2 separate regions of the Homo sapiens genome follow, and region 1 is linked to region 2. The links are chromatin loops, found by intact Hi-C in ENCODE. Cell type or tissue: dorsolateral prefrontal cortex. All regions are shown on one strand. Each heading gives the region's core, and the rest is flanking DNA. Links, peaks and the distances in the headings are about the cores only. Region 1 overlaps LRRC4C (leucine rich repeat containing 4C). Region 2 overlaps LRRC4C (leucine rich repeat containing 4C).

Evidence for each region. Hi-C counts contacts between places; a loop is a spot of excess contacts. Peaks named below come from ENCODE experiments on the same cell type or tissue, not always from the same donor. Only the 100,000 strongest peaks of a DNase experiment are listed, where the experiment ranks them.
Region 1: a loop joins it to region 2, with 2.2 times the contacts of the local background. A loop is called at or near these places in 2 of 110 quality-filtered maps.

Annotation. Positions count from the first base shown.
Region 1 is chr11:40,128,917-40,131,841 of GRCh38, forward strand. The region is part of intron 6 of LRRC4C (leucine rich repeat containing 4C); the gene reads right to left. Among named protein-coding and RNA genes, the nearest start is that of LRRC4C, 1.3 Mb to the right of the region's middle. In dorsolateral prefrontal cortex, for the core only: CTCF peaks have their summits at 561 (motif pointing left), 769, 1,709 (motif pointing right) and 1,908; a DNase peak (open chromatin) is centred at 1,705; H3K27ac peaks cover 906 bases.
Region 2 is chr11:40,234,454-40,237,378 of GRCh38, forward strand. All of the region lies in intron 5 of LRRC4C (leucine rich repeat containing 4C), which reads right to left. Among named protein-coding and RNA genes, the nearest start is that of LRRC4C, 1.2 Mb to the right of the region's middle. In dorsolateral prefrontal cortex, for the core only: no CTCF peak of the experiment used is centred there; a DNase peak (open chromatin) is centred at 1,583; H3K27ac peaks cover 1,138 bases.

The sequences.
Region 1 (2,925 bases), core at 331-2,830, 110 kb before region 2:
CAATTTTCCTCATAGCACATATCACTATTTGTTATTTTTTCTCATACGCTCAGGTGCATATTTTCTTACTGCCTGTCTCACCTCAGTGGAAGGTTAATTTCCATGGAGTAGAGACTTGTCTTCCTTATTCAGCAGTATTCACCTAGAACAGTACTCATGGAGTGTTTGTTAAATGCATGAATGAATGAATGAGTGCCCCACGCAGACAGAAGCAGGTTGAAAACTCATTAAGTCAAGGCTGTAAACGCACTAAGGACCCATAGGATGTCATACTCACTTATTGATCCCTAACACCTAGTAGAACCCCATTCACATAGCAGGAATTTCATTGATTTTTGGAATAATGTTTTCCAGTTTGTAGTTATTTTCATAGAAGTTTCTCCTACAAAGAGCTGAGAAGAACAGTGATTTAAAGATCATCTCACTGTCTCTTTGCATGTTTTTTTGAGGGGGATGGGGTAGGTGATAAAGTCGGGGAGATTTCCCTATTTCTTTTTCTCTGTCTATTATTATCAGTAGCAGCCCTGTTTTATGTTTGACCAAACAATGCCCTCTGCTGTATGTGCCTAAAATAACATGATTGCCTTGAAAATTTCTGCCTAAGAGGATGCCTAGTTGTTTTCATGATTTGCTTCTTCCCACCTACATGTACTCCAGAACTAGGGAGGACTGGATTAGCTTTCAGGTCACTGCATTGGATCAGAACACTTTATAACAGAGAAGAGAATTCCTAGAGTCAGCAAATGACTTTAAAATGGAGGGGCTTCTTGACCACCACATGCCTGCTACAGAGACTCATTTGAACCATTTATTTAAAAATCCATGGGTGGAAAAGATCTTCTAATTCTACTATCACAATCTAAAGCAACAAGATAGAATAGGCAAGGGACTGGGGAAGGCTATGGCGGCTCCAAACCTTGTCTTAGCAACAAAAAGTCAAATCTACTTCATGCTAAAAAATCCGACCCAGGGATAGAGTCACAGCTTGGCAGGGCTAAAAATAAAAATAATTTGTTTTTTTTCCTGCCTGTTTACACTCTCATGATGCTGGAGAGATAAGTGTACCTGGCATGAGGTTTCTGGCTGTTTATGAATCCTTTCGATCTTATTCACTTTTTGATATTAATTATTTAAGAAAATGTAAAATATAGATGACCAACTTGTTTCTCAAATTATAGGGTGGAATTTGAGGTGTTTGGGGGTATGTTTATGTTTTTGACAGCAATTTGCTTTAGTGAAATGTATAACCAGAGAAAAATATTTAAAATCTCGAGCTCCATGTACTGCTAGATATTTCACTCTCCAGGTAATGAAATCAGAATGCTCCAATGATTAGAAATATGCCTGTTTGTAACAATGCCTACATTCTCCTTTGTGCTAATATTTTAAGTCTGGAGCCCCACAATGCATGAAACTGTTGCTTCTTTTTTTCTTCCTGTTTTTTTTCTTTTTTCTTCAAGTTCAAGGGCCATTTAATGATTAATACATGTTATTCCTTATCTCCACAAGTGGTCTTTTCTTTTCATATTTTTCCCATAGGAGATTTTCAAAGCAACATTTTGCAGACTTAGTGTAACAACACATGGGAGCCTAGACAATCACAGTGCAAGAAAGCATAGCCCATCAATAGTTCCCCAGTGCCTACAGAATTAAGCCTAAATCCCTTACTGCCTCTACCCACTAGATGCCAGTAGCAACCTCAGTTGTGACAATCTACAGTGTCTCCAGACACTGCCAAATGTCCCCTGGGGGGCAAAACTGTCCTCTTTGAAAACCACTGCCTTTGTGTGACATGTAAGCCCCTCCATAGTGCTGTGCCATTCTGCTTTCCCAGTTGTATCTCCCACTGTTCTTAATACAGTCTAGGCTGCAGTGTGTTCCGACTCTAAAAATACTCCCTCTACTTTTCCTCTTTGGGGACTTGCTCCTTCTTACTTTAGATTGAAATTACCTACTCTGATTTTTTTTTAAATCAAAATTGTACCCAGTCAGAGCCAATTTTACAATGGCTCTTTCTACTAGGCTGTCATCAGCCTTATTGATCAGTATAAATCCATCCTTTCCCTAAATTGTCCGTAAAGCCAAGACTATAACACTTACCAAATCCACGTTTGCATGTAAATGTTTGGGAATGTGTTCAACCTATTTCTTCATAAGTTTTCTCAAAGACAGAAACTGGTTGATATTTAGGCATTCAATAAATATTAGCTGAATTGAATTACGGAAATGTGTCACATATTTTAATTCATAGTCAGCAGCCAAATTGATAAACTAATTTTATAAAAACATAATGTATTGAAGTCCATTGCTAAGACTTATATGTGAACCAAAAAGATAGAAAAGGTATAAAACTTAGTTTAAATGGCAAAGAGAGGGCTCAATAATTACTCCTTGTCACCCTCCATATAAACAAATGAAAATTTATATATTAAGATTGTGAAGAAGTAAATTACCAAAAATCAGCATGTAAATAGGGGATTGAAAATGACGGTTTAGGGTAAAAATCTATCCTTAGCAGCAGTAACCTGTATCCTAAATATTACATCCAGAGTATCTTGTATATTATGTATGCTCAATATAGGAATAAATATGTGGCCTCAAGAAAAGGTTGATTGTTGCAGATTTCTAGCTGCTTACACAACTAAGCAGACACTAATAGTACATAGAGACTTAAAAATCAGAGACACAAATTTTTGTAGTACCCTTCCGTGAAACTGCCTGGGGATTGAGTGTTGTGATTTTGGACTCTATTATTGTGAGGATAAATGAGTTAATATAGAAAGCTTTAGAACAGTGTCTTGTACATAATCAATACTGTAGGAATATTTGTTATTGTCTTCATTGTTTCCATTATTCGTCTAGCACTGATGACAGTTAAAGTCCGTATATGGAGAATGGTTGATGCGTCAACTATAATAATATAAC
Region 2 (2,925 bases), core at 115-2,614:
CTACCTCAGTGCTACTGACTATTTGGAATGGATAAAACTCAGACCAGGCTCATGTCTGCAATCCCAGCATTTTGGGAGGCAAAGGTAAGAAGATCACTGGAGCCTAGGAGTTCTAGAGCAGCCTGGGTGACATAGTGAGACCCCATCTCTACCAAAAAATTTTGAAAATTGGCCAGATATGTTGGCACACGCATGTGGTCCCAGCTAGTTAGGAGGCTGAGATGGGAGGATCACTTGAGCCCAGGAGGTCAAGGCTGCAGCGAGCCATGACTGTGCCACTGCACTCCAGCCTGGCCAACAGAGAGAAACCCTGTCTTAAAACAAACAAAAAACCTTACTTGTAGGGGCTACACTGTGCATTAGAGGGTGTTTAGCACATCCCTAGTTTCTATCCATAAGGTGCCAGTCTAAAATCAAAAGCCTAAAATCAAAACTTTTTTTAGACTTTGCCCAATGCCCTATAGGTAGAGACACAAGGTTTCTCCCCATTGAGAACCACCGTACTAAGTAGCAGATTTTTTCTTTGGATACTTTTGGATGAAAACTAAACACATTTCCACTGCTTTATCTCTGTTTCCAATTACCCTGATTGCAGCACTTTTGTTAAAATAGACTATCTTCATGCAAGTTAAAAAACAGAATTTAAGCAGCAATTTCCTTAGTTATAATTTGGTTTTGTGGATTATCCACACATTTAGAAATCATTTAACTATCTTGTGGCAGGACAATTCTTGGCTAACTTTGAAAGATCAGACAGATATAATAGTCCTTGTCTCACACAATTATGCAGATTAAACAAAAATATGCTTGTAAAACATTTAGCCCAATAGCTGGATTATAATGAATGCCCAATTAATGTTTTTGATTATATTATTAGCATAACTATTATTTGTGTAATTTTCACAGATTACTTTTCTAGTTTATCTTCAAATTTCCAGAAACTATCATACTTCCTCTCCAGATTTACTGAAAACATTTACTTAGAGGTCATAATATGTGTCTAAATGTCAAAGCAAACTTATTATATGGATATAACCTTAAAGTCGATGGGAGTTGAGAATCAAGGCACAGTGACAAATTGTTGAAAGAAAATATTTGACAGTAAAAGCTCAAATACCTAAGTGTATGGATAAGGCATATTCCAGTTATAAATAAGATACAAGTCGTGAAAAGTGTTTTCACTATAAGAAAAACTTTCAAAAAATGGTTCAGGTTTTATTCTTCCCTCCATACATATCAACATGACACTCATTAATTGTGTAGCTCTTTACCAATTATCTTTTAATACAAAAGTATTAACAGAAACATATGTACCAAACCCAAGAAGAAAATATCTAGAATCTCTAGTGTGATACAATCTTCAACCCAATTCCATGGATCTGTTCATTCTCTCAAACCTAAATATATTTGCATGGCCTTATTATTATTATTATTTGTATTCTTATTTTTACTCAATTGCCTATGCTTTGCTGCTTTATATGGCCAGTGCCAGAACTCTATCTCAATATTTGCCCAGGCCAGTAATAAATGCTGAGACATTATAAAGAACAAGTGCCCAACAGAGAAAGAGCTACCAGGGTGCGCAGCTTCATTCTGCCAGTCACGGCTCACAGTGGGCATGGAAAATCCTCTTCAGCCTATGAAAAAAAAAAACAGCTACCACAAGGCCACTGCTCCAGGAAAAAAGCTCTAAGACCCAGATTTGGTTTCTAAACATATTTTGACCTCTAATATTTAAGAAAACAAAGCAAACAGCATGAACACAAAAGACAGACGTTTTTAAGTCTCAAGTCAATTATTTCAGATGAAAAAGGAACTCTCTAAAGAGAACAGCAGCTGCTGGCTTAAGGAGCTATAGGTCCTATCAAATTGTAATATAGCCCTAACTACTCCTCTGTAATTATTATTTTCCTCATATGACTGCATAGTTCCCATGGAAGCAAATAACTTTTAAAGATTCAATCTTTGTTCTTCCAAGAGCTTATGATATATCAGTAGAACTAACTGGTATCTGTTAATTCTTTATTTCATGGGCATAGAGAAACCTATACATTCCAGCACCCTCCTCACCACCACCTTCACAGTTAGGTGGGGCCAGATGACTTGTTTTGACAAAAGGATTATGAACAGAATATAGTGTGTCGCTTCTAGGGAAAGGCAGAAAAAAGGTCCCTGAGGCACCCCCCTCCCCCAGCTCTCTTTTTCCCTGTAATAGCAATATGGAAGCCACATGTTGGAATGGCAAAGCCATTAACATAGAAGCAGATTAGCCCCTTGACACAGGACTTGAGAGGGAGCTGCCCTGGAGAACAGCAAGGCCCACAGTAGACTCTGCATACACAGAAAAATAAATGTTTGTCGTGTTAATCCACCAAGACTTCAAGGTTTATATATTATCACAGCGGAGTTCAGACTGTCCTGACAAATGTGTCTCCTAACACAGATTCTAGTATGAAGTAAGTGCTTAATATGTAGCTCTTTAAAAACAAATGTGCAGAGCTGAGAACACCATTTACTAGTAACACAGAAGTTGAGATATGGATTACAAAGAAAAAAACACAGTCATCTTGATTTATATTAAAAAGCAATTTCTGCATATTAAGCATGAGCAGACTATATATCAACCTACTAAATAGCTCAGGGTGTACTCATCACAAGTCCATATTGCTGACTAAGGCACAGACAGGTCATAGTCACATAAAAATATTATTGCCACCATAAAGCAGCCCATATATGTTAGGTCCAAAGTGAATGAAAAGTGCAATCTAGTTGGAAGGGAGTGGATCTGTAACTTTTACCCAATTCTCATCTTTCTTCTGCCTTTTACCTAAATTGCTTATCTTGGCATAGTATAAGCTACTTTGTGAAAAAGAGAGGTCAGCACTTTCACTGCAGTTATCAGCCTGGTGGTACAGAGCATTAGAG